Regions from separate parts of the Mus musculus genome. Here regions 2, 3, 4, 5, 6 and 7 are each linked to region 1. The links are chromatin loops, found by intact Hi-C in ENCODE. Cell type or tissue: left cerebral cortex. All regions are shown on one strand.

What was found. Peaks named below come from ENCODE experiments on the same cell type or tissue, not always from the same donor. Only the 100,000 strongest peaks of a DNase experiment are listed, where the experiment ranks them.
Region 2: a loop joins it to region 1, with 6 times the contacts of the local background. A loop is called at or near these places in 6 of 42 quality-filtered maps.
Region 3: it touches region 1 in a loop (12-fold over the local background); 9 of 42 quality-filtered maps call a loop at or near these places.
Region 4: a loop joins it to region 1, with 8 times the contacts of the local background. A loop is called at or near these places in 8 of 42 quality-filtered maps.
Region 5: it touches region 1 in a loop (3-fold over the local background); 7 of 42 quality-filtered maps call a loop at or near these places.
Region 6: it touches region 1 in a loop (2.7-fold over the local background); 8 of 42 quality-filtered maps call a loop at or near these places.
Region 7: a loop joins it to region 1, with 6 times the contacts of the local background. A loop is called at or near these places in 7 of 42 quality-filtered maps.

The regions. Positions count from the first base shown.
Region 1 is chr12:38,778,002-38,782,001 of GRCm38, reverse strand. Etv1 (ets variant 1) reads right to left here and starts at 1,920. Exons shown (of 13, transcript NM_007960.5): 1 at 1,581-1,920; 2 at 1,023-1,154; 3 at 116-203. The coding sequence starts at 1,067. In left cerebral cortex, CTCF peaks have their summits at 1,728 and 3,231 (motif pointing right); DNase peaks (open chromatin) are centred at 2,325, 2,942, 3,260, 3,812 and 4 more places; H3K4me3 peaks cover 3,887 bases; H3K27ac peaks cover 3,051 bases.
Region 2 is chr12:38,137,944-38,141,943 of GRCm38, reverse strand. Dgkb (diacylglycerol kinase, beta) reads right to left here. Exons shown (of 26, transcript NM_001361686.1): 11 at 2,451-2,539; 12 at 2,258-2,374. Among named protein-coding and RNA genes, the nearest start is that of Gm52011, 230 kb to the left of the region's middle. In left cerebral cortex, a CTCF peak has its summit at 1,714 (motif pointing left); a DNase peak (open chromatin) is centred at 1,701.
Region 3 is chr12:38,340,519-38,344,518 of GRCm38, reverse strand. The region is part of intron 21 of Dgkb (diacylglycerol kinase, beta); the gene reads right to left. Among named protein-coding and RNA genes, the nearest start is that of Gm52011, 26 kb to the left of the region's middle. In left cerebral cortex, a CTCF peak has its summit at 1,800 (motif pointing left); a DNase peak (open chromatin) is centred at 1,776.
Region 4 is chr12:39,492,528-39,496,527 of GRCm38, reverse strand. The region is part of intron 2 of Gm34923 (a long non-coding RNA gene); the gene reads left to right. Among named protein-coding and RNA genes, the nearest start is that of Gm34923, 32 kb to the left of the region's middle. In left cerebral cortex, CTCF peaks have their summits at 107 (motif pointing right) and 2,491; DNase peaks (open chromatin) are centred at 116, 2,515 and 3,197.
Region 5 is chr12:38,598,255-38,602,254 of GRCm38, reverse strand. The region is part of intron 23 of Dgkb (diacylglycerol kinase, beta); the gene reads right to left. All of the region lies in intron 1 of 4930428E07Rik (RIKEN cDNA 4930428E07 gene), which reads left to right. Among named protein-coding and RNA genes, the nearest start is that of 4930428E07Rik, 14 kb to the left of the region's middle. In left cerebral cortex, no CTCF peak of the experiment used is centred here; DNase peaks (open chromatin) are centred at 1,144, 1,698 and 3,945; H3K27ac peaks cover 1,179 bases.
Region 6 is chr12:38,927,312-38,931,311 of GRCm38, reverse strand. No RefSeq gene overlaps it. Among named protein-coding and RNA genes, the nearest start is that of Gm34611, 22 kb to the right of the region's middle. In left cerebral cortex, no CTCF peak of the experiment used is centred here; DNase peaks (open chromatin) are centred at 756 and 2,191.
Region 7 is chr12:38,592,265-38,596,264 of GRCm38, reverse strand. All of the region lies in intron 23 of Dgkb (diacylglycerol kinase, beta), which reads right to left. The region is part of intron 1 of 4930428E07Rik (RIKEN cDNA 4930428E07 gene); the gene reads left to right. Among named protein-coding and RNA genes, the nearest start is that of 4930428E07Rik, 20 kb to the left of the region's middle. In left cerebral cortex, no CTCF peak of the experiment used is centred here; DNase peaks (open chromatin) are centred at 2,006 and 3,638.

The DNA.
Region 1 (4,000 bases):
GTTTCAGTCCATATTTCAATGTCTACTATTTTTTCGATGAGATTAAGATGTCCCCCTTTGGAGGGGAAAAAGTATCAGTGAAAAAAGAGGCGTTCAGCTCAGAATCAAACCTCACCTTCTGAATCATGAGCCAGATCTCTGTTAATGAATTTTCTTTTCCTGACATTTGTTGGTTTCTCGGTACAGTTTCTCCCACGCTGACTCTACAAAGGGAAAGATAAAATCCTTTAAAAGAATATAAACCTCAGATGTCACACGTTTAAAAAAAATGCATACATAACTTAAGCCTACTGGATCCTCTCTCTGAGTAGAAAAGAAAAAGTTCACAGGAGAACTCCAACACATATTGTCTGACTTTGACAGTGGAGGCTCAGGCTGAGAGTTCGGCAGGCAGTGAGGAGGGAGAGTTGCTTCCCAGAGCATGTCCTAACACTCCTGCTTATCCTCATTCTAGTTACATGTAATCTCAGCATCAAAACATTAAGCTAAAACGCTTAATGTTTTTCTTTTCTTTCTTTTTTTTTTTTTCTGAATCAACTCCAGATTAAAACAGCGAATTCCATTCTCTCAGACAGCACCCCCACCCGTAATAAGAGAAGCCAAAGGAAAACTGGGAAAAGTGAGAAAATGAGAGGGGAGGGGGAAGACCCCCCCCAAGACACCCCATGTAAACACAAAATTGTCAGCATTTGTCTCAACTTCGTTCTTTTCAATGTGGCAGATAAACCCAGCCACAAACTTTGAGTGCAGCTGTTGCTGCCCTCCGTCTCCTCTTGCACTCATCGTGGACATATTAACCAGAAGAAGAGGTCTTAAAACAAAACTATGCCTTATCCGAATCACTCAAAGGTAAGCTCATTTTGTAGATAGGGCTTCTAGAAGCAGAGTCGCCCTACAGTGGCAACAAAGCAGATAAAGTGTCTGCAGTCCCAACCCCCTGCCCCCTCCCTTCGCATCTCTCGCTCTCCCCACCCCCGTCCAAGTCAAGTTTATAAACAGCAACTTTCGAACTGATCACTCACGTTGGTGACCACGTAAGGCACTTGCTGGTCATAAAATCCATCCATTCTGCTCCTCTTCGCAAATATTAGCTCAGTGTTTTATATTTTGAGCATTTAGCTGGAGATTTCCTCGGGATCTGGACTTCTATCAACCTAGAGGGGAACAAGATGGCTTTTAGGCTTAAAAAAAAAAAAATCATGAATGAAGCTCTTGCATTTGCATAGCTAATTACCCTCGACAGCCCCATTCACAAAAATAACCCTCCCCTACGCCGCCTTCTTCACCTGGATCCAAAGAGAGCCAAGAGAGTTCACAATTTACATACTTTCGGTCGTATCAAAAATCCTAACAAGAGGCAATGTATTTATTTACACTCTGGATGCTCCCTGCTCGGTCAGTGTACCCCAGGCGGCTCTGATTCGCAAACGTGGGCAAAACTAGCAATGGCGATCAACGAGACTTGCTTTTCACCTAACGGGACTAAAGAGACGGAGCTACCTCTTTCATAAGAATAGTTTTTGCAACCCACAACCATGCAATTATCTGGAGAGACATAAAAAGTTGTTGGAAATACCCACCTGAAGGCCACGCTAGGCGAACGGCTGCAAAAAATTCCCTCCAAATTTAATAAAAACATTAATTATTGCCCAGCACTTCCCCTTGGAAGCCGAAAGCGCCTCTGACAGAGCTGAATTCGGTGGTTTTTCCTCTACTTCTCCTCCAGGGGCCTCCAATCCAAACTGATGGATCGCTGCCTCCCATTGGCTCCACGTCTCTTTCACAAGATCAGATTTCGGGCTGTCAATCAGGCAGCTTTCGGCCCCTTCCCTTGGGTCTCCTGCGCCCCTATGCCTTTGCGACCACTCTGGGAGAAGTCGCAGGGTCCGCACCCAGGAAAAGCCACCGAGGGAAACTACTTCCTTCCTAACTCGCTGTTTTTGTTAAAACCGGAGGGATACTGAAACCTAGTGTATCGAGTCAACCAGTTCTCATTCCTAGCGTTGTTTGGTCCATTATTATGTCCTTAAAGCACTGTCGTAGAGGTTGGGGTACAGATCGAGTGTCCACAATCCCTTTTCTCTACCTTTGACCCGGAGTCCACCCACCACACGCTCCAGCCTTGCTCCTCAGAAGCTTTCGGTCCAAGCTATTTTTTTTCTCCATTTTCAACACTGTAATAGGGCTTATAAGATTTTTTTTAATACATCTTCAACAAAAATGATCTCCTTTCGTCCGTTGGACATGAAAATATTGTAAGGAAAGCAAGCGGGAGAAGCTGCTTCTAAGGAGAGGTGGCGCTGGAAGAGAGGATCCGGAGGAGTACGTAGCAGAGTGGGCGAGGAAAGTATAAAAATCAGATTCATCCTGGAGAGTGCTGAGAGGGAAAAAAACCTCCAGTGGCCACAGAGGGGTGGGGGAGGACTTGGTAGTTCAGATGCCCCCCTCCCGCACCCCTCCCCCGTCCCCGCCGTTTCCGGAGCTTTTGTTATGTATACAGAGAGGCGGAGGGTGTCACTTACTGTACTTGAAGATTTCACTTCCTCCACCAAGAAGTGGGGGAAGAGCAGGGAGGGCTCGGGTTACAAGGACAATGATGGGACCTTTGGAAGCGAGAATCTCTCTGAAGCTGCCTGCCCACAGAGCTTAGTTCTGATGTGTCCCCTTTGCAGCCGCTGCCCTACCAAGAATTGGAAGCCAGGGAGGAGTGGGGCCGGGGCTTTACGGTGCTAAAAGTCACTTGAGACCCTGGCGGGGACCAGAGCTGGGGACTAAAGGACTTTTCCAGCAGCTGTTTAGCCCCGTTGAGCAATGTGCTGCAGTTCTCAATTTCTATTTGAAAGTTTCTTCCCTTAAATGGAACATGGTGGAAACATCAAAATGGGAGCGTGCGCGCCTGGTACTCCGGACCCGCCGAGAAAGAGCGTAGTTTATGACAAAACCACTCTGCGCTTCACCAAGGGAAAAGTGTAGTCTTCCAGGGCACACACAATGCTTGCCCCAAGCCTAGTCAGGGCGCCGCGCGCGTCCTCTTTGAGAGAGGACAGTATCAGAGCCCGGGCGAGGGGTGCGTTCGAACGCTACTAGACTTTGTGAGGGTGCAACCCGAAGAGGGGAGCACAGCGTGGGTAACCCGCCAGTCTGCAAACCCCAGACAAGGCGGTAACAGTTTCCAAAGCCTTTCTGTGAGGCCAGAGCGGGACAGGTATCCAGAGCAACCGGGAGAGGGCGGAGCTTCTCGAAAGGCCCCGGGAGCTTGTCCCTGAAGCCAATGAGGAACCGTGGATTTCCAGTCCATTGTTGTTTATTGCTGACCCCGCAGCGCTCCGCCAGCGGATTGGATGCTTTCGAGCAGGGGGCGTTGCCCATTCCCCCCCCCCCCCACTCCACCTTTCGGCTCCATTCACAAAATCCCAATCTCTCTGGGTCACGTGGTTGGGGGCGTGGCGGATCAAGGAGAAAAAAAATACATAACAAAGGCCCAAGTTCCTCAAACCACAAAAGTTTTTGTTGTTGTTGTTGTTGTTGTTGTTTTGCAGGTGCGCGCAGGTGTCTGTGTGTTTCTGTTTTGGCTTTCCGCCTCTGCACACTTGGTACCAATGACCGTAGAGGAGGGGAAGTACCTTTCTATCGAAGAGCAATAGAGAGAGAGGAAGTAAGTCTAGGCTAATGGAACTCTCACATTGTATAATCCCGGGGTGCCCTGACTAAGAAAAAATCCTGAAAAGGAGGGAATTGAGAGTGGAAAGAAAGCTGAGAAAGGACTAGTAACTTTTCCTTGCTCTTCAGCACGTGGTTGTGTAAATGTGTAAGCTGTCTCACTGTGTAGAAACTATTCAGCGGTCTCCTCTCAGCAGCTGTCATTTCTACTTTGGATTTATCCCCGTGTCATTTTCTCCCCAGCTTCTTTTAGTGCACGTTTTCACACATTGCCGATTTCTAGGTCCCGAAGTCCATCATCTCTAGACAAGCCTCTTCTTTTAGGATGGTCTATCATGCT
Region 2 (4,000 bases), 640 kb after region 1:
ATGTAAGGGCTTAGCACTAGGCTATATGAAGGAGAAAAATGTGAAAGACAAGAAAAACCTGACTTCTAACTCGCATAGTAACTGGAAACATCATTTGAGGATCAGCACTTGTAAATAGCAGGGTAAGAGTTGAGGAGTTGCTCTTGAAAATGCAAGTCTATGGACCTTGACATAAAAGTTAGTGATGCTTGAAGCCACACAATTTCCTATGGTCTTTAAGGATGCAAGCTGTCATTCTGACTAGGCCTGCCTGGGAAATTTTCATTTATAAATCCTTACCAAGATGAGACTGCCATACCCTGAATTTTACACATGACATGCCCCATGGACACCAGGGTTCACAATAGGCACCACATCTCATTTTAAGTATTGCCCACTAAGTTGATAGAATAGTCACTAAGCATTTACTAAGTATGTGCTCCAGTTGTAAACGTATCTACACTGACTTTTTACCCATTTAATCCTTACAACAATCCTACTGGTTAGGTATTATCAACTCTATTTTACAGTGTAAGAATATTGTCCCAGACTGAGGCAATCAATGGATACAGTGGCACAGTTTATAAATGACTCGGGGCATGTTAGTACTCTGCGTTTCTCAAGTTGTGATTTCAAGTCATGCTAAGTGAGCAATAGGTTTTGGAGGAAGATTGAAGTGCAGCTCTGCTTCATTCTCTGATCTTCTGTTTAAGCAAATTTCTCTTGGAATCTACTCAGGTGGTTCCTTAAAAAGCCCATTACAGGCAGCACCACATTCCTGCCCTCTCCTGGCTCCAAGAGGGTGAAGATGACATTTGGTTCTTTAGAGATCTGTCACATCAGGCACCTTTAGTTGAGGGACAGTCTTAGGCTAACGTTTCCATAAAGCAGCTCAAGAAAGCAATGAATAATACTAAGTATATAAATATTTTCAGGTGAATATATTCTGACACTAGCCACAAAATTAATAAATTTAATAAAGGTGACCCTACTGTTGCTCTAAGTTAGAATTCTGAAAGTACTCAGAGAAACTCCAGGAAACAAAGTGGGAGGAAGAAATGACTCGAATAGCAAACTTCTGACACCCTCCCCCACGCCCCCCCGGAGAGCTTGGGGCTACAGACCACGCAGGTTAATTCCTGTCTTTAAAGCTTAATAGGCACTCATAAATATTATCTGTTAAGGAATAAAAAAAAATCTAATAATAATAGTAGTAGTAATAAGAATAGTAAAAATAATAACACAACATATTCAATATATTGCTTTTAAATCTGATAAAAGTGAAAAAGTCAATACTGATATTTTAAAATTTTAGCCTATGTTAAAATTAAGATATGCTGTGTAAAATGCTGTGGGGCTGGAACTAGGCTTCTGGGACAAGAAAAATTACATAGTCTTCTAATTAGTTTCCCAAATGTATTTTTAATATATATAATTGTTTTGTTATGGTCTTTTTTTTAAAATTGAGCATTGATATGTTCTTACATTTTATTATAATAACCAAACTCTTCAAATCTGCAAACACTTAATTTCAGTTTGAAATATAACTCAACTTGATTTTTTTAAATTATTTCTCTCTCTCTCTCTCTCTCTCTCTCTCTCTCTCTCTCTCTCTGTCTCTCTCTCTCTGTTTGTGTCATTTAAGAATACTTTTTAACCTGTAGGTTTGGACAGAACCTTGTAGCTCTACCATAACCTGATTTGCCAACTATTACAGTGCCCTCTGCTGTTTATTCTGGTAAAAGGATGCAAAGAACTGAAGAACTAAGAAGCTATTCTGCTCAAAAGGAAGAAATGTTTGTTTATGCTAATTTCAGAAATTAAAAAGATATAGTAGTGCCATATAATAACTATGTTTATTCCCAAGTTTATTTGAAGCAGTTTGACAGTCAACCAGGTGGTATCCTAAATCTTTGGCCAGTGTGCTTTTTCCCTAATCATTACTACACCAAGACCTCTTGTGTCGCAGTTCACAAAGTACCTGGAGGTAAGGAACATACATGGGAAAATAGTTTTGTGTGGCAGTAATGACCCTCTTCTGTTTGCCCACTCTCATTTGTGGTTTCTGATTGCTTTCCTGGGAAATGCTAGAACCCACTCCAATGGCCCTTCTGTAAAAGCTTGTGAAGTCACCATCTCTAAAATCCTTAGTCCTATGAGGACACATCTGATTCTCTGGCAGGTGAAATTAGAACACCCCACCACCACCCGCCCAAGGTTTTGGGTGGTTTATTCCAATATTGATGGCCTTCCGGTACAGTGCTGTCATGGTACTCACTGTGGTCTGGCACCAAACACAATGCAGGCCCGTCAGGCCCTGGTAACATTTCACTGTTTTGTGGCACTTATCGCACTTGGTTGGGCAATTGCCTTCGACCCAATAGTGGTGCATGACCTAGAACAGAATAACAGGGCAGTAAGAGGCGCTATCCATAGTGACACATGTGGAAAGCCTGTGTGGCCAGACTTACGTCTGTGTTTTTCTTGGACTTCACATATGTCTTGATGCAGGAGGGCGGGGCTCTGGCCACACAGCGCTCATGGACCGTGTACTTGCAGACTGAAAGGAAACAGGTACACAGATTCAGAGCTGACCCTGGTCCTGATTGCACATTTACGAGGGAAGAGTGGCATTAACAGATGCTCATTTCGCATCCACTGTTCTCTAATCAATCCAATCAGCCGCATCAAGGAAAAAAGTCCAAGTCGGCTGTTTTTATCATGGAATGCAAAAGGCCAATTAGTACAGGAAATAGTATGCATATGAGAAGGCAAGGCTCCTCTGTCATGGCGTAGCAGGAACAGGAAATGCTTAATTAAATCAGTCCTTGCTCAAATTTTTCACAATAATTCCCAGATGACAAAAATATTAAAGACAAATTGATGACTGCCAAGTGGCTTTGTGTCATTTGCTAGAAGGAAGAGGTCTATATTTCATAAAGTATAGGCATGAGAGCAGCTGGCAGGCATGGGAGTAAATGTCTGTGTGCTTAATACTGCTTTGTCTATTGGCTTATCTAAACTTTAAATGGTAGATTTGTCTACTGCTGGAGAATAGATTCCATCATCCGTGCCAGACTTTCAGGGAAATTCATCCTTCATTTTCCATCATGATATTGTTTCTTCAAACAACCACTTTCACTAGGCAACATATGGCGCCAGGAAACAAAAATATATATGAAAAAAACATTCATACTAGTAAATGTATGTATAAATGTATGTATATAATCTATGCCACAAAACAAAAACACACTTGGGGTGCATCTCTGCGTCTTGTGGTTTCACTCTGAATATTAGTAGGGGTCACATGCACTTGTGTATGAGAAGACCGTTCCACTTCAGAATTCATAAATATACAGAAAAAGTGTTTAAAACGAAATAGACCAACAACTTAAAAATCTACTTCTTGAAATATGAATGAAATATATGTAATGCTTATGGTGTTTATTAATAAAACTCTAAGATATCCTGTCTGTGAGTTCTGACCACAGCCAGGAAGAACACATATCTTTTATTTTATTTTATAGTAGTACTCATATTATGAGTTTTCCCCTAATAACCATTTTGTAAACAGCAAAAACCTATCCTTTCTACTATACCACTCCTCTTCTTTGAAAGTTATCTTGTTTCAGTCAATTATATCTGCCTCAAAATATTCACACCCTTAAAAATTTATAGAAGTTCTGAGATAGTTTTGTTGCTATTGTTTTATTTGTTTGTTTTAACATGGAGATTATTCTAGTATATCTGGACCTTCCAACATGACCATCAGAAATGTTTCTCTTATGTGATATTTCATAAATGTTATATAACCTTAAAAAGATCCCATTCATTTATAAATTATATACATTTATGACATTATATATATATATATTCGGTTTTTTGAGACAGGGTTTCTCTGTATAGCCCTGGCTGTCCTGGAACTCACTTTGTAAACCAGGCTGGCATTGAACTCAGAAATTCACCTGCCTCTGCCTCCCGAGTGCTGGGATTAAAGGCGTGTGCCACCACACCTGGCTTA
Region 3 (4,000 bases), 440 kb after region 1:
ATGTGACACCGCCAAGCATTCTCCTCTCTACTGAATGTAATTGAGTCAGAACATTTAAAAGCACCTGAAATGAATGTGCACTGAACAGTCTCCATTTTGATTCAGGAAATGGATTTAGGGAATTTTTCAATACCCTGTGAATTTTAAGGAGAGGAAATTACCTTTGGTTATTTAAAGTGAGAGAAGCCATGCTCAGAGCCTTAGGCCAATGTGTTATCATCAAGCCCAAGCTAGTTGAAAAGGTCTGCCTCGGGAAAGTCAAAGTCACTAGTGGCTTGGCTTTATAAGTTGTGTTTTTGCAGCTCCTATTAAAATGCCACAGAGCGGATATTCTAGCGAAACTCCACATGGGTGCTCATCTTGTAAAGTTAACTGCCTTTTACTGTGTTTCTCCAACTGTTAGCCTTCTAGAGGGGAGCTATGCCAGTCTTAGACTAACTTGGGATAGCAGCTCCAATCACTTTAAGAGTTCATATTTTGCAGCTTTTAATTGTTTCAAATTTTTATGAGGCTGCAATATGTTTTAGCAGACATCTCCATAAGTGACATGATTATTTTATTCTAATCTGAAAACCCAATTATCACCTTGTTGTGGAAGACAAGGAACAGCTTTAGAGGTAAACTAATATATCCTACCAGTGGGATGGTTTGTCACTTTTGAAATAATAGTCATCTTTGCTAATAACACTGCTCTAGAACTTCATTGAATGAAAAAGAGAAATGGCAACCCTTCATGCTGCTACACATTAAAATGAACTTCCCACAGGTTTTTAAGGTGTTTACTACATGCTCAGTGTGTCGGATCACAAAGGGATGTGACAGCATTGACAACACAGAAGATCAAAAGCAAATGTGCTTCCTACCAGCTTTTAAAAGCAAGCAGATTTCACACACCACATAGATACATCATATGTGCAAATACACACAAATGGAAGAGCGTGCTGTATACCACAATAAGGAGAGATCACAGCATACTGATAAATGGTAGGAAAAGAACCTGCATTGTTAGAATAAATAGTATTTTAATCACCTCCAATGAACAGTAGCCCACAGTTTCTGCTTGCGAGTAGCTTGCTTTTGTGTTAAAACTTTTTGCTTGCTTTCATAATGGCTATACAAGAAGAATTGAAATAACAAACATATCAAAGATAGAATGTAAAGATATACTTAAATAGAAGTTGGTATTTATTATATTATTAAAATCTGTCAAATATTATTCTAAAATTATAATTATATTGGAAATAAATTTAGCATCATAGTGTGTCACAGGAATGCTGATATAGTTAATTTCTCCATATATTTACTTACAAAAAGTAAGAAACATTTTAAAGAATACACTCTGTTCCAATTAGAAAATAATCTCATACTTTGGCTTTTTTAATAGTTAGTAATCTACAATTAAGTCAGTGTATCAACCCTAAGACTTTCAGTTTGACTGCAGCAAAGCTCCTTCCACGTGTTAAGGCTGGCTTGTTCATCCAATGTGATCAAAGCTCTTTAATTAGTCAGTGGGGTGGGGTGCATTGATGTCCTTTGCCCTCCTGCTGCACACTGCTGAGACATTGGCGCTTTATTACAGACTCTCAAGCATACTGGCTGGCATTCAAACACAACTCAGATTACACTTCGTTAGAAGAACTGCATACTTCCACATGAGAAGGACTACTGATGTAAATAATCTAAGTCCTGGCAACGCAACAACCAAACAATGAGTTTGCCAGTGAGCATATTCAGCAAGGACTCATCCAACATTCTCTAGCAGGCTGAACTACAGCAATGCTGAGTGCATATGCGCTCTCGCCCTCTGCTGGCTGCATTCTACAATTTCACCAACGTATTAAAAATCTTTTAGAGACTTATAAAAAGTGACTTCCTTCCTTCCTTCCTTCCTTCCTTCCTTCCTTCCTTCCTTCCTTCCTTCCTTCCTTCCTTCCTTCCTTCCTTCTTTCCTCCCTCCCTCCCTCCCTCCCACTTTCTTCTTCCCTCCCTCTCTCCTTACATCCCTTCCTCCCTCTTTCCCTTCCCTCTCTCCCTTCCCTTCCTTCCTTCAACCCTTCCTTTCTGATATCCTCACTCTCTTTTACATATTGAGAACTTACTAAAAATGTATATTTTAAATTGAATTCCAAAATGTATATACAATTACACCTTGAAGATCACAGTTAAATTACATCTCTACATTAATTATATTAAAATAACTGAAATGTTTGATTAATTTTATTCTTTATTAATAAGAAGCTCTTTTAAATAAACTATAACCAAATAATTCAAATACATTGTTTTTGATATATCAACTAAAAATGAACAATCACAAAGTAAACTTAATAATTTTTTTCAAAAAGTATGAAATATAATTTAGCAATGATATTAAGTGGATAACTTGAACATAACACATCAATTATATTTAAAATAACCAAATTAAGTTAAGTAACTTAGACCATGCTAAGTTCACTCCATGCTGAATCACTCCAGTTTTGCAAATAATGGGACAAAAGTGACCCAATCATGGCAGTAGGTGATCGGCTCCAGCATGCAGATTACCTAATGACTGTTCAATTGGTTTGCTATCTGTAGCATTGGTATGGATGGTGCATCAATATCTCATATCCAACAGATAGGAAACTGGTCTAGTCATTGTCATCATCACCCCATAGGGAGCCTTTCCTCTGTATTGACTTATTGCTTGGCATTGCTTTCATCCATTCTGCATGTTCATACTTCCATTTCCAGCCTCTTGTTTTTCACAGACATATTCTCTTCAGCTTCAGCAAGGCAACAATCAAAACATTTCCTTACATTTCCTTAGTCTTACTTCATAAAATCTGCTCTTCCATAACACTTCATTAGTGAAGATGTGTGTGTGTGTCAGAGAGAGAGAGACAGACAGACAGACAGAATGTATCATCACTAACACATATATACGAATATATATGTATATACATTTTACACAGAGACAAGCATACATCACACACATTAATGTATATGCACACACACTGGTTTGGGTTTGAAATAATATATATATATATGTGTGTGTGTATATATATATATATATATATATATATATATATATATATATATATATTAAGTGCTGGGATTAAAGGCGTGTGCCACCACCGCCTGGCTGAAATCTTATATACTTGAGGTTGACCTTGCTCTTATGATCTTCCTGCCTCTGACTCCCAAGTGCAGGGACTATAGACGTGCACCATCACACCTCGTTTTACTTGGCAGATAAAGATCAGATTCTGGGCTTTATGCTTGCTAGCCAGGCACTTTCCCAACTGAGCAACACTCCAAACCATCATTAAGGGATTTATTAAGTGAAAAGGTAAAGATCTGCTGTCTGCTTTAGGCCTTCTGTCACTACAGGATGGGCAAGCTCTGCGGTTCAAACACCTGGCCGTAAGTACTCAGGAGTCAGCTTCGGAGTGGGGTCAGCTGTCTGCACCCCTGTGAGGGTTTCTGCTTCTTACTGTTCACCAAGGATGATTACAAGTTTGGTCTTAATGATTAGCTCAGGTTTTCCAATGACAGTCACAGAAGTAGGACAAGGAAAGCATGGGAGAATCAGAGTCCTGGGAATAAGAATGGATGCATTAGAGAGGGGAAGATAGAGTTTGGCGGCAGTGAGAATGTTGTGAAATAGCGACTACTGACAACAGTACATACTGGTTGGTAATCACTATTAAAGGGTTCTTACCAGAGGGCAAAGTCAGAAGGTGGGTCCTCCTGAGAAACTGGACTGTGATGCTCACATTAAGGTTTTTATGCCTTTAATTTCTAAATCTTTCCAGAAATTTTAGCCATTTAAGAAACGCTTTCTCAGAGGTGAAGGAGAAGGGGTAATGGGGCGGGGAGAAGAACTCTGCAAAGGGGAACCGGGATGGGGGGCACTATTTGTGATGTAAAAAAATAAAATAATTAATAATGATAAGAATGATAAAGAAATAACTTCAAAAAATGATGTTTCCTTTCCATTTTAGAACTAATTCTGATCAAT
Region 4 (4,000 bases), 710 kb before region 1:
TTACATTGTTTATATTTTGAAAAAAAATCACAATGCAAAACCCTTACATGATTTAGATTTCATAAACCATTTCTTTCAAACCATGGCTCCCATCTGTAGCCACTAGGTGGCACGATTGACCTTTTAAAATTTTTAAATTATTGGCAAGTGTTCTGTGAAGTTTTCTCCACCAAATTTCTTTTATATTCAAAGCTGTTATAGGCATTTTTAAAAAGCCCTAATGGAAGTGCTCTAAATATTGAATAAGTAAGAACTATTGTATTACTGTATTTAAAATATCATTTATTATCAGTGTTGGGTTTGAAAAGCTGTGAGCACGTGTCCATCCTGATAAGTATGTTCTTAAAACCTGCTGATTGTTTAGCTGACAGAGTAAGTTTAGGAGTCTTAGATTCCACGATGAGGCTGAAACAGCTGTTATGATGGTTTATTCTTTTATTTACTAAAACCTCTCCTTTTTGGTTTGAGAAATGTTTATTGATTTTCAAAACATTGAGATGGGGGCAGTGACTTTCTAAAGGAGTCATTCTCAATTAGGGAGTTGTGACCCCTCCTTGGGTGTCACACATCAGACATCCTGCATATCAGGTATGTACATTATAATTCACCACCGTAGCAAAATTACAGCTGTGAAGTAGAAAGGAAATAATCTTATGGTTGGGAGTCAGCACGATACAAGGAACTGTATTAAAGGGTTGCAGCATAATAAAGGTTGAGACCCATAGTGTTCTAAAGTCAATACAACGGAAAGAGAAATTCACTAGGAAAGATTTGTGTTGGATAAAGCTCGTAGTGTCTATGTTTTTACTGCACATTTCAATTCATGTCCTTTGAGGTGAGTTATTAGCTGACATTGTGTCCATCAGTGAATACAGACACTAGAATGTGTTTCACCAAAACCATGTGGCTCTCTGGAAACTCTCAGAGAGCCTTGAGCAACAGCCTAGCACAAAACACCCGTGTTATTATTTTTTTTTCTTTTTTAAATAGTTTACCATACTGATTTATGCACCTTCTGGGCCTCAGATGTCAATTTTACTTTGAAGCAACTGAGTACTTATCTTAGAAACTTATCTTGAGTAGAAGCCGGAGAAAACAATATGCTGGAATATTTTTCACATAGTTTTAAGCTGTCTGAGATGATACAGGTAAAACTGTAATTATGATTTTATAATCATGTGTTTGATAACTACTATTTTAACAATGGCCAGAATTACTCCTTGGAGGAGTAATACAGATTTATTCAATTAACTAATTACACTTAAATTTTCTACTTGTTGAGAAATCAGATAATTACTACAGACCTGGTCAGACACAGCTTTCACTTGTTTTTCTGATTCTACATTGTTATCCTGAGTCCCTGGGCTAGTAAACCTTGCCTCAAGATGAGTTCATTGTTTTTTCATTTTAACTCACTATGAAACTGTTTTCATTTTTTCTGTCACTCAGGGCCTACTATCATGAGTATCTTTATATACGTAGTTCACAATGTAATGTTATTACATTGCAGAATTAATGTGCTCACTTAGCAACATCATCACTGGCCAGGGACAACAAAGCAGTTAAGTAGCAGATGGGCATTTGCATCCAAGTTTTGCTTGGAAGCCTACTTTTTCTGTTCATGACTCTCATATTTCTCACCTATAAAATAGAAAGATTAGAATATTTACATTGTAGAAACCAGAATTCTGTAACTTGGGGGGGGGGGGACTCTTGTGGCACCAGAGGGATCCCCAAGTCTTGTAGCTGTTGTTGTTTATTGATGTGCAAGAAACAAGAACAATGAAGAACTCTATGTCAGAAATTTGCAGATAGAAATAGCAGGTGGACAGAGTTGTGTGATAATAACAAACACTTTCATACAATCTCCACTAATGCTTAATATTTTCATGGACAATGATATACCTTTTTTATCCAGTAATTCTATAAGGACCTATGCATTAGTAGAAAACAAGAGAGGAACCACTGGGACAACTGTAAGAGGATATTTTAGTGGTAACAGTGGGTAGAAAAGGAGGCTAAGATGATCCTAATCAAATGGTACATCTAGGTGAGAAATATCACCCTGAGGCCATCTTCAAATACTGGATGAGAAACATGAATGAGGGCCTACACCCTACAAATGGCTTTAAGTACAGGGAAACCCATTATGTTCCTTGGTACAGTTCTACAATAAAGGGAACCTGTGCAAGCAATTTTTGCCTCCCTTTGTATGTTACTAACAACATGTTTATAATTTACAGGCAGCTTTTTATGTCCAGTATTCTCCTTTGTTTTTATTCCAACAACAATCAAAAGTGAATTCTCTTTTGACTATTTGAAGGTGTCAAATTCATACATTAACAGAGAAAATAAACCTGACATGCATCCATGACATAGAGTGGGATGAGAAGAGAAAATTAACTGTTTTTAAAGATATTACTCGAATGCATATAGTAAATTAGCAATGGGAAGATAGAACCATGATGGGGACCTGCCAGTAGATGGGGAACTTGCTTTGAAAATGACCTGTCAAGAGGGAAACTAGAGCCAACTAAACTTTGCTGCCTAGGCAAAATTTGCTAATTTGGGTTATATATTAGGCCACTCTGTTTTAGTGGTCAGCGTCGTTCACGTCATGAGAGGACATAATTTCTACAATAACTAAAGTTGAAATTAATACTCAGAAACGAGCCATACTCTATTTAGACCTAAAATCCATTAAGTTGTCTGCATTAGAGGAAGGAGCTGATCCAAGGAGATAAAGCCCATTTGTTATATTGGAATAGCTGAATGGGGGGAAATTAACACAGTGCCCAGAATGAGAAGGGTGGGATCGAACTCTTGTAGGCCCATGCTATTTTAATGGCAGTTGTGAAGGAAAGCACTGTTCAAAGTATTTTAAATGGCACTGAGATAACATTCCCTAACCTTCATGGATGAAGTTTTACCAATTTTTGATCAGTTATGGAAAATTAGAGAAATGTAAGTGTGACAAGAGCATTGTACTGGCAGAGGTTTTAGAAATCATGTAAAAAACTTGTCAGTCGATGACAGAGATGCAGTCGACCTAAATGGAGGATGCTCTTGCAAGCCCTAATTCTGGTTCTGTTGGTCCACTGTTTTCATCTCTACACGGGCAACTCATTTCTGCAGGAAAAGAGAAAGAATCTCTGTGAACAAATGGGCAGACGGACGGGGTGTGCGTGCCAGGAGATGCTGCATGTTTTGGGAAGTTGTTCCAGTGTTATTGTCCAAGAATGGAAAAGTAACTCCTGCCAAGATAATTCAGTGTTCCTCAAAGCATAACACCATATGTATGCACCACAGTCAAAGTTGCTTAAGCGTCTCAACTATACCAGTAGTCGTGTGTTGTTTCCCTTGGTTTTTCTCTTTATTAAATGCCACCAAAAAGCCTCTGTACTAAAAAAAAGCCTTGAAGTTATCAATTGTTTCAAATGATATTTAATTATAAAGGTTTCATATTTTTTACCTATATTCTAGTATATGTTATTTTTTTCTATTCAGATTTTGCTTAATTTTTGTTGTTGTTGTTAAGAACTTAGTAACTTTACAGATGTAATATCATAGAGAAAAGCAGAATTGCATTAGGCTAAATGTTCCTAAATGTCTGATGAGTTCTGCAAAAAGATAGCACCTAGTATTATTTGTTGTTGCTAAATTACAAAAAAAAAAAAAAAAATCTATGACTTTCATGTGTCAAAATCATGTGGTAAGATTATTTGTCATTTTATTTTAACACAGATCTATCAGATAGAACCAGAAAGATTATGCTTTCATATATTGTGACTTTCGTTTGCAGAGTATTCAGGTTTGGAAACTGTCCTGTGGTAGAAATGCGATCTGTGTGTTGTAGCACTTGTGTGTAATATTGTGGTCCAGAATATCTGTGCACAGGGTCAGTGAGAGCATACATAGGGATGTCCTTAGGTGCCAGAGCAGACAATGTGCACCAACTGTATGGAAACCTGTAACTTTTTTTTTTTTTAACTTTCTCACT
Region 5 (4,000 bases), 180 kb after region 1:
TATCAAGATGGAGTCTTATTTTATCAAGTGGCTTGTATACCAGGTAAGTGTTGAAGTTAAAGAAATGATAGAAGTTTTTGGAAATATTTCCTCAGGTTAAGGAATATATATACTCTACAAAAATGATACTTAAGATCAGATAAGACAACTAGCATATTGCAAACATCATCATTTTATTATTAATAGAAACGCCAGAAAGGCACTGGAACTTCTAGGTGCCACCATTTTAGTATCTATTAAGCATATACCTCAAGGCAAGCCTCATCAATACCTCTTCTAAACCAACACAAAGAAGCTGAAATTCACAGGTTCACTTTTTAAATCTTCACATACCAAGGAAAATGATAATGGCAAAGTTGAAGCCGCTCACTTTGAAGTATAAACACTGTACCCTGGTATTATGCTCAGGAGATGCATACCAATATAGATGCATTTCTTGCAAGCATTGCACTTTGTAAGTCACAGGTTCTTTTAAAGGTTTGTAGTCATTCAGAAAGCAGCATGTCTCCTCCAACCAGGTAACTCTCAGGGTAACATGCCCCCACACTTTGAGAGTGTATTAGCTCATTTATAGAACAGAGTGCTGAGATTCTGACAGGATGCTTATACTGTGGTGACCACACATTTGCCTTTTTATTTTTATTTTTGTTTTTTTCTTTCTTTCCTTCTTTCTTTCCTTCTTTCCTTCCTTCTTTCCTTCCTTCCTTCCCTCCCTCCTTCCTTCCTTCCCTCCCTCCCTCCTTCCTTCCTTCCTTCCTTCCCTCCCTCCCTCCCTCCCTCCCTCCCTCTCTCTCTCTCTCTCTCTCTCTTTCTTTCTTTCTTTCTTTCTTTCTTTCTTTCTTTCTTTCTTTCTTCCTATGTGTACACATGGTAGCCTTGAACTTGATATTCAGACAAGGATGGGTTCAAACACAGATATACTCTTGTTCTGCTGAAATTAAAGGCACATGCCAACATGCTCAGTGTGGTATTCTTTGTTAAGTTCTTGGTGTATTTTGTAGCTGTAAATAAATAATTTGGTACTGTTTTAATGGCAAAAGGAAGTCTGGAGGAGGTGGCACACAGTGGGAAGCCACAGTGATTACACAAGATAAATGCTTGGCAGCTCCGTAAAGTCAATGTTAAACTTGAGGAGAAGCAAATGTGTTTGTGTGGGATCCATCTTGTACAGAGAGCTTTCACTCATTACTAAGGAGTGTTTGATAGCTCGGAGTTCTGAATTCTTAATGACTCATGTTCAATGGGATTCAACCACAGTGAAGAGCACTCCAACCCCCCCAAAACTAGACTCCTGATCATTAGAAAGTGTAACAGCAGCACTTAAAACAAGAATATATGGCCAAACTAACGTATTATAAACTGAATGCTAAAAGAATGTCATTTAAAATTTTTTACACTGTAGTTGCAGCAGGAAGCAGTCCCAAATAAAAACAACCTTTCAGCTATAGAACCTGCATCACCAAGCTATGGCTTAGATTCGAAACCATAGGGCATCCATCTTTCTGCTTTCACCCTATTTAGACTTGTTTCTCAGAAGCTTATTCTCTGTTTTTAGCTTTAAATTTCTATTGCCAAGAACAGATGGACAGGGAATAGAAACATATTCTTTCAGCTGTAGCCGGCACTCAAATGTGCTTGGCTTCATAGTTTGGGTGTTAGTGTTCACATGTCTTAGGTATATGTCAACCAGAAAGTGGCATCATGGCAGGTGCTGAGAGCCCAGATGTGTGCAAGGTAATAGAAAGTGCATCACACAGAAGGAACATGGATTTGGGACTGTGATTTGTACTGCTCAGCTCCAAAATAGGTAAGACTTTATGCATTTTTTTCTAATGAGCTAAGACTGGGAACTATTCTACAAATGAGGCAGTTTCTCACAACAGAGCTGATCTGTGAGCCCTAACTTTTCTATGAATCACAGGGATTTGTCTACACCCACACCATATTGCTACTGTCTACCACCCTCCTGCTGATTTTCATCTTTAATTTGTCTTCTCCATGGAAAAAATACCCTGCAAATCAATTCTACTGTTAATAATCAGCGGAGAAGATATATCTAACAAATTCAGAGGAGTTGGGCTTTTATATTTTCATGCCCTTGTATGAAAAGAGTTCTCTAGGAACTGTAGAATATTGAGGATCACAATCAAGGATAAATACATACCATATTCCTTTTACTTAGGTATTAGGAGGAAAGAAAAGGCATAGCAAAAATCAAAACCCAACAACTTTGCATTTGAGCTGTAAAGTTGGCTCCCATAATATGATGGAATTTTGGTGCTATGTGACCCACTTGTCTGCCTGTGATCATTGAGATTAAGATTTTGGCTGATTTGGACAAATAATTTCCATCTGTATATTGTCGAATTTATTTCTGCTTATAGTACCTTTTAAAACATTCAAGATTTCTTCACCTCGAATTTAGCCAAACTGTAAGTCAGGATGTCCTTGGCAATTGATTGCATAGTTTAGAAGAGTCGTAACAAACTGTAGCTCATGAGCAAAATCCACTGCATTGTCTCTTTGTAAGAGTAACACACACAAACACAAACACACACACATAAAAGGAGTGCAAAATATTTAACAATAATATACTGTGTCATGAGAACTATGTTAAATTTCATTGTTGGTAAGCCAATTTTCATAATTACTTAAGTCCTGTGGTGATATAGCACTCCAAAGACAGGATGGATGAATTCTGTGTCAGGAACAACATGGATCCCAAAAATGTTCACAGTATGGGTCTTTATGAGAATGTTTGTCTACCTCTGCTTAAGAGAAATATTAACTCTTTCAGATCAAAAACGTTTCTGTTTTAGTTTGCTGTTAGAGGTATCAATGATGTCAGTGGCATGGAAGGCATAACAACTGGACACACATGTCAGTATTCACATCCATGTGGCCCCCAGCTGTTTCAAACCATGGTGTCAAACCACATTCATGTGATGTAAGGTTTGCACGATCCATTTGCTAAATATAGATTTATCATAAAACAGCAGTGTTTCCAATTTATATCAAAAGCAGTAGGACAGCTAGCATGCTCCTTTATGCTCAGTCATTAAATTCTTGTTCACTTTTCCAAGTGTAAAAAAAAAAATCAACTCAGAGACATGAAGGCAAAATTATGGCCAGACCTAGAGATCTAGGTGAGTCACTCTTTCTGGATGTCTTGTTGAGCATCAAGTAATCCCAATGGCTGGTGAAATGGCTCAGAGGGTAGAGGCAATTGTTTCCAGCCCTGATCTGATCACCTATGTTGGAAACCCTGAATCCATGGTAGAGAGAAATGCAAATTATCCTCTGACCTTCATATATGATGTGACATGCGCGCACACACACACACACACACACACACACACACACACACACACACACATTCACACACGTACACATACACACTGAATAAACAAATGAAAAATATCTGACTTAGGATGTGTGTTTATCTCCTGAGATAGATCCTACTTTTCTTTAGCTTTGTAATGGACAATATTTATGAAATAAGAAAGAAAACTGCTCATCATTAGCCTTAGAAAAGTCAGCACATTTCCTAAGAATAGCAAAGGGGACTTAAGATTCTGTTTGTTTGTTTCTGTGACACAGGGGACAGATCCCAGTGTTTAACATGGTGTAGGTATATTTTGTCTCTAGTCGCAGCTCCAGCCTGGCCTTTGATTTTTTTTCAAATCCTTTCCTGAGTATTGGTAATGCACTGTTGTTTTATTACACAGGATACCAGGGATATAAGAATAAAATCTGAATCTCAGAGGCACAGATAGATCAGTGAGCACAGGAGTGGTGGAGCTAATAAGTGGGTAATATTTATTCATAGTCTCTTCATCTTGACAGGCAGGCCCTGATAATATGTCTCATTATGTAATTGTTTCAGACGGCCATATGTGAGAGAACAGAAGAGGGTGCACTGCAAACCAGGCTGAGTGTGGGTTGTAGCAGTTCAGAATAATCTGTCCTGAAGGGAGAGGAGGGAGATGTGGACCAGCGC
Region 6 (4,000 bases), 150 kb before region 1:
GGGCATGATAATGAGGCTTTGAGAGTATAACCAATCAGATGTGAGACATGCAAATGAGGTATGATAATGAGGCTCTGTGAGGTACAGAGAGAGAGTAGCCAATCAGATGAGGAACATGCAAATGAGGCGTAGTGCATAACCAATCCGGGTGTGAGACACGCCTCTCCTAGGCCTATATAAGCAGCACCAGTTCTGGGCTCGGGGTCTTTTCGCCTCTGCAATCAAGCTCTCCCAATAAACGTGTGCAGAAGGATCCTGTTGCAGCGTCGTTCTTGCTGGTCGAGTCCGGCGCGCAAGAGATATTCACACTCTTAATGTAGAGGAGACTTCAAAGCACAGGAGAAAGGGTGATGGAAAGCCACACCACCTGGCATATTGGCTCTGCCTGATATGAATACTTTTCCATTCTCCCGATACTTTATATACAAATTAAAATTATAATGTTTAATAACTTCTTTTTGGCTTTCGTGATTGGTAACAGAAAAATTAGCAACACAGTATCTGTTAGTCACTGCTTCTTCACCCCTGGTAGACAGCGTTGCTCAGAAGCAGCCCCTCTGCCTAATGCAATTGTCCTTCCTTTAAAACTGGGTTCCTATATTTAAAAGAAATATTTTAGTTAACAGAAAGAGCTCTAGTCTGGAAAGTGCCATCTCTTCTTCCTCTTTTTCTGATTCCCTTTCAACACCTGGGACACAGTGCTTCCTGGCTCAAAATTTGTTCCTTGGGTTTTATTTGGTTGATAGCATTTTCCTCCAAATATAGCTGTTTCCATATGTAGTGCAGGACTCCCAATAGCCACTCTCTCCAACCACATAGCACATGTGCCCTTGTACCCTGCCAGGCTGTGATGACCGGATAATTTTCAGCTGCAAGCCCGTAGTTTTTATTTTAATCTGGGAAGTTATAAAAATAACAATACTACATCACTTTCCAATTCACCAACTGACTTTAGTCTTTTGCTTTCCGATTCTTTTCATTTCTCTTTTATAAGCCCGCCAATGCTGTGGCTTTTGCTCCTCTTCCATATTTAATCAGAGCAACCAATGCTGAGAAGTTTTACAGGGAATTTAATTTGATCTGTTTAGAAACATTTATTTATTCCATATGGCATTTAAAGCAACTGAATTATTTTTGGTTCTGATGTTACAGAGACAAGATGAGAACTTTGAAGGGGTGGGGGGACGGGGGTAAGGATATACACAAACCGGAAATCAAGGAGCAGTTTCGTTGCAAAGATCTTCCATGAAACAGAAGTGAACAGAGTTCACAAGAACAAGGAAAAAAAATAAGTTACATGACAATTTTTGTGAATCTGAAGTCCCCAACACAATCCTCCTGAATTCAGGGGTTAAATTAGATTTCATGTGGCAGTGGCCTTGTGTTTTTGATCTGTGTTAACACCAACTAAGAGCCATGCTGTGGGGCTCTGTGACTGGTGAATGGCACCGCATTATCTCAGATTAGAGACAAGGAATGAGGTAAGAGTGCTAAGTAGCCTGGTTCAGTCTGCCTGCACTTTGCACCAATTCAAAAGGGCCTGGTGATTAGTGATTATTCAAGAGACATACATACTATAAAGTGTGGTATTTTTCTTCTATAGTTGCATAAATGTAGAAGGTCTGTATTGCAAACCCAGTAGCTAGAGTGGGGCATTTTGGCATAGCTGAAACTATTTTCCTGTAACAAAACGAAGGAACTAACAGGCAAGGAAAAAAGAATTTATTGGAAAAAACACAAAACTCCAAACCTGTTCATCAAACATTGCCTTAAATCCATTAACTTATACATGAGTGAAGTATCTAAACCAATGTGAGGTATAATTTGTCGTGGGATTTTTGTTGGTTGGTTGTTGACATTTTAACAACAGCAGAAAAACATTCTAATACATAAGCACAGATGCCAAACGAGTAAAGATCAAATTCCGTGAGGAGCCTTCCACTAGGGCCAGTAGGGTGCTGTGGTTAGGAACGAAAACAATCTGCTTAGCCCTCAACCAGGCTCCCTATGAAAGCCTGTCGGGAAGGCCATCACTTAGAATATATGTTACAAAGCTATGGTAACAGACCTTTTAGCCAGTTAAGAGCACGGCTGCAGTTTGCTGGCTCTCTGGGTTCCAGGCGTGAGTCATGCTTCCTGTTTAGCACACAGACGGAGCCTCTGTTTGAGGCTTCGTTATTTGGTAAAAGAATGGCAGCAGAGTGGTGCTGTGGCAGTGAGCTGGAAGCAATCACATTTACTGGGCTTACACGCATGAGAAATGCAAATAGGTTTCATCTGCAGGGATACGGGTTGGTGGCTTGACTCAAACACTTCATACTCTTAGGAAGAAGGAAGTTAAACCACAGGCTTAATCCTTGACTAAATCTTGAGGTATTCCTTACCACAAATTAGAAAATTGAAACCAAAACGGGTCCGGCCCTTCCAAAACCAAGGAGCTCAGCTCTTAGTTCAGAGTCTGTCAAACCCATCACGCTGGATGTTTTTACTTGCTTCATACCCAATGGCTTACTTTAAAGCCTTGTTAGGGCAGAGCCATCAAACTATGTGTGCCTGCTATGGGAACGGAGACTAGGTGGCAATAAGGCTTGAACAGGGAGTTTCAAATGACAAGAATGATCAGTACTTTATATCTGCAAGTTGTACTCCTACAAGTGTTACTCCCTGACCAACTGCCAACCCAAAAGCAAAATGTATCCACATTGAACATGTGCAGTATCTCTCTAGTACCATTGCCTAAATAATACAATATTAAAACTATGCATACAGCACCATCATTGTGTTAGTTTTTCTAAATAGTCTAAAGGTGACTTGAAGTAAGTTGAGGGAACACAATGGTTGCAGGCAATGTTATATTATTTTATACAAGGGACTTCAGAATTAGTGTGTTTCAATATCCATTGGGTTCATGGAATCAATCCCTCTGGGATAGAGACAGTTTAATTACTGAATGTCTCTATGTAACTACAGATCTTTTTACCTTCTGAAAACAACTATTAACCTAAAATCTTACTAGCTTTACTGTTATAAGATTCGTGCATTATGAACATTGTTGCTCCTGAAATGTATAACAAAAGTAGAGGAGAAGATCTACCAATGCCATTTCATACACAAAGTTCTCTGCTAATTACAGATATTAGCAATGATACCAATACTTAAGATAGTAAGAGAAGGGCTGGACTATAGCTTAATAGTAGAGCACTTGCGAGTGTGAGAACCGAGGTTTCAAATACCTCGAAAGAATCCTGCCCCACCCCTACACCCCAAATACACACACACACACACACACACACACACACACACAAATGAAATCAAGAGAGGCAGCTATGCCTTAAACTTAGTTTATATGAATGTTTTATTTTACTCTACTTCTTACCAAAGTAAACCATTTTAAGAAATCCTGCAACTATTTTTCAATTCTTCTTCATATGAGAAAAACAGTCCAGAGAACAGTAGTTTTATATATAGTTTAAGAAATAAGTGATTTGAAATGAAGGGGTGGAGAAGAATTCAATTAATTATGAGTATCTGTGAGCTAAGTGTGACCTCACAAAATCTGACTTATTTAATCCTCACAATAAAAACATTAAAGTTCTTGCTGATGCAGAATTTCAGGCATAAAACATGTCCATTTCTTTCTAAGGGTTTCTAATGAACATTTAAATCAGGCAGTATTGATACTTTCACTAATTCAATCAATAAACAGTGAGTGCTAATGACTTCCTGAAATATGTGCACTGTTTCATTAGACAACAAATGGAATGTAATAAAATAGCAAACTTCTGTGTCCCTGAAGCTCTTTAGCCAGCAGAAGAAACACAAGATGCTGGGTGACTCTGCAGTAGTTGGGAAGCAAATTGTGTCAACTAGCTGTTAGAAGTGAAATTTGATTTTATCATATTTTAAACTAATAAGTTAGCCTGTTTCTGCTTCATTGATGGTGGCAGAAGACAGGAAACTCCTGGTTAAGAGACAAAGGGATTCATTAATCATGTGTGGC
Region 7 (4,000 bases), 190 kb after region 1:
CAAATCCAGTGGCCCTTTAAAAGCACTATCTGTATTTTCTAATACTCTCTAGAAGAATGAAGAACATTAGTTATTTTCTTAAAAATGTAGAACTTAAAGAGATACTTCTGCTTTCCTTCATTTTAGTACCAAAGGGGATATATATATATATATATATATATATATATATATATATATATATATATAGCATGGGTCTCTTGAACACATAAACTCAATGATGAGAGGTCAAAGACAAAATATAATGATGAAACATAGTGATTTTTACTCAGTGTTTCTCTGTATATCAGAGCTGTTTCGATATTCAATCTATCCTGCTTACAAATAAATATTGCATATTCTAGTAAGTGATTGAAAGACTTGATTATAGCTGGAGTGATTGTGCATAAAAGCATCACTGGTCAAAAGTAAATCTTCCTCCTCTGGTAGTTTGTCTTCACAGAAAAGGTTAGACTGCTAAGCAGAATCAAATTCCAACAATTTCTTACTTGGAATGTTTAATGCCAACAAAATATAGGATTATATCCTGAAATCTGGTATCTTGCCAGAGATCCCTTGAAAGCTTACTGGTTTTAAGGTTCTATGCACTGAGAATATAATTGTTCCTATTTAAAACTGTATATGTGCATCTCTCTCTCTCTCTCTCTCTCTCTCTCTCTCTCTCTCTCTCTCTCTCTCGTATGTGTATTAGATGTGTTCATGTGAATGCTTAAGGACTTTTGCTTTAATGAAAGACAGTGAATATCTCCTCATGAACCCAGATAAGAAAAGTCAGTTTTCCCAAAAAATGAATTCCCTTCTTAGAAGCAACACCTGCTATACAAAGATGAACAATTCTTGACTCATCAATGCTCCTAGGAAAGAATTATACTGGTCAGGGAAGATTCCTGTTGGGTTCGTCTTATTTGTTTGAAAGCTTATAACAGATTGCTGACAGATGGACGATCTTATCTAATGGGCTGCCTGTTAACAAATAAGAATAGTCTTATGGAAACCTTACTCCTTCCATTTTGTAGCTAACTCCCCCTCCTCTTTCCCATGTTGTAAGGTAATTTTATTTCATGACCTTATGTCTACAGAAAAAGAATTGTACTATTGCCCTGGACTAAATTGGATTAATGTTGTCACAAGTAGTTTTATTTGAATGGGATTTTAAATTAATTTCATTTGTAAATACTTAAAAGAAATACAATATCTTCTTCCATGTCAATTACAGAGTTAGCAGAAAAACTCATTCTCCATAGGCAACACCTAGACAGCACTAACCACCTATCACTATACAAATTCTCAGTGTCCAGTAATATCATGGTATTTGTTACTCTTGTACTGCAAGTTTCTAAAGATCTTGAGTCTCAAAAACACAGGGGAAAAATGAGCCAATTCGATGCAGACCTGCTGAAGGAGTTAGACAATTTCTTATATTTTACAAAGCAATTCATTATCTCAGCAAAGTCTCAGTACTGATATGATTTCAGAGTTTAGAAAAGTTCAGCATGCTGCTGACAAATATTAATGCAAGGAGCAAACTGAGCCCCTGGAAGGATCTCTAGCCCTAGCTTCCAACACTGGAGATGGTAAGAGATGTTCAAGAGCAAACATTCTTAACACTAAGAAACAAAGGACTTTACATCTTCCCTTTTAAGGAATTGTTCTGGGGATTTTTTTTTTTTCTGATCGTAGACTTCACTCATGTGCTTCACTTTTCTTCTGAATGCTCATACAAAATGTAAAACTTTAAAAAAAAAGTTCAAAACACCACTGCATTGATATCCTTGGGACAAAGGAAAATGATTCTTTTTAGTTGTATTCTTGTAGAAGTTATTTGTTTAAAAGGGCTTCACTGTATTGGTCTTGTAGCCCTTCATACAACAGGACAAAGGCAGTTCTATGAAAGAAGACTAAACTTGGACAAACCGTTAGGGGAAAAAAAAAGCAAAGTTCCTCTCTGTTTTTATCAAATTTGATTGCTGCAGCTGTTCCCAGCTTCTGTATTTTAAAAATAGCCTTATTCACTGCCTTGTTGGCTAAAGGCCAGAGTGCCATTAGAACATGCTGTACGGAAAACCTCTATTCAGTTAGAGATACAGAAATATATTTAAGATCAGTGGGGGTCATCTGCACCAAACACTTGTAAAGGAAAATAGAATTTTAATGTGTTTGCTCCGAGTGCCACTTTTACTAGCTAGTTTAAAGCCCCTGTGAAAGCCCTTCCTATTATTCTTTTATTTTTCTCTTTCTCAGGTAAAACTACAGAATAAGTATTGACTTTATTAGAAAAAATTATTAGAATGGTCTGTTTTTTTAAATAGTGAGTGTAGAGCTGAAATACACATTTCAAAGAATACCTACTAACAGCTTTGGTTTGACACTTACAGGCATCCATCGAACAAGGTGCGAATTATTGAGCAGATGCTTAAATGGGTCACAGAATCTCCCTCATGTATACAGCCAACTAAGGTCACTATGTCTGAAATAGACCTAGTCTGCCCCAAACCCAAATGAGACTTTTGGACTGATAAACTTATAACATTGGGCTCAAAATGTGTGGGTATTGGGTCAAAGAAATGAACCATCCAGTGCAATTTTAGAGTTGACCTCAGCATCTATTCAGCATTTTCCTATTCCTTAACAAAGGATTAAAGCAAGTTTTTGAGGATAAACAGATTCACACAGGAGTGCTAATTTGCACACAACAAAGGGAATTTGTTCTGCATAGAATACACACACACACACACACACACACACACACACACACACAAAACTTTTGAATTCAGGGAACAGAGGTAATGAGTAAGAATTAGAAAGTGGTAGTTGGCCTAGAGAATAGGAGTTTTCATTAAGAAACTACACAACAACTGTCAAGATGTGAAACACCTGAGAATTTACCTTTCTTAAAAACTAATGTCTTAGCTTTTGTGAAGTATAGTAGAAGTCTCTTGGGGTAGGTAGAGACCTAAGACTAAGACACTATTACCTATAGCAACAGCAGTGACATAGTGTAGCTATTTATTATAGTTCATTAACTTCCAATTCCCATGAAGAAAGGGAGAGCCAAAGACACTTCCTCATACACAGAGTTGAATGTGTTATTGAAGGCAGAACTTTGCTTTGAACAAACTTAATATATTTTTTATTTTACTTAAAATAAAATTATAGCATCCTTCATTCCTTTTTCTGTGCCCCCAACCTCCCTAAATTCTTGTTCCATTTCAAATTCATAACCTCTTTTTTTACTTATAATTAATAATAATGAATAAATGTATGAATACATACCAAGTTTGTTTAGTAAGTTTGCTTATATGTGTTAAATTAATTAACTAAAAAAATCCCAAAAACAGATTCGCTACCCACCACAATGCTTTGCTTTACGTTCCCGAATAAAACAACACACACACACACACACACACACACACACACACACACACACACACACACACAGCATTTTGCTTTGTTATGCTTTAATCAGCACAATAGCTGGGCTACTGTCTAACTTCCACTACTGATGGTATCTACCTCCCACTGATAATTCCGAGTTAAAATTTGCTAAATTCTGTGTTTTATTTTGGCTGCTCTGGGCAGAGTTCTTCTGGCTCCATCACATGACCGCCTTTCTGTCCTGCTCTAATCTTAGACTTCTCCCTCTCCTTCACATTCCAACAGCATAGCGGGATTCCTTCCCCCAACCCCCAATCTCAAACCCAGGAAATCCTAAAAGTTCCAATTCTGTCTGCCCTGCCCAGCCATTGACTGCTAGCGTCTTTATTTACCAATCAGAACCAACTAGACACAGGATCCCTCACTATCTTATGTGAGGGTGTGCAACTCTCTCATGCAAACAATTTTGGAGACCCAAATTAACATTAGAATACAGGCAGCATTAGGCCAAACCCACTACATATATATGCTTTTGGAGTTAAACACTTGGCACTAGATAACAATTTAGGAGTCTTTTCTCCAGCAAATACAAATTTTCCCTCTTTCGTAGCTCTTCATCTAGGGGTCA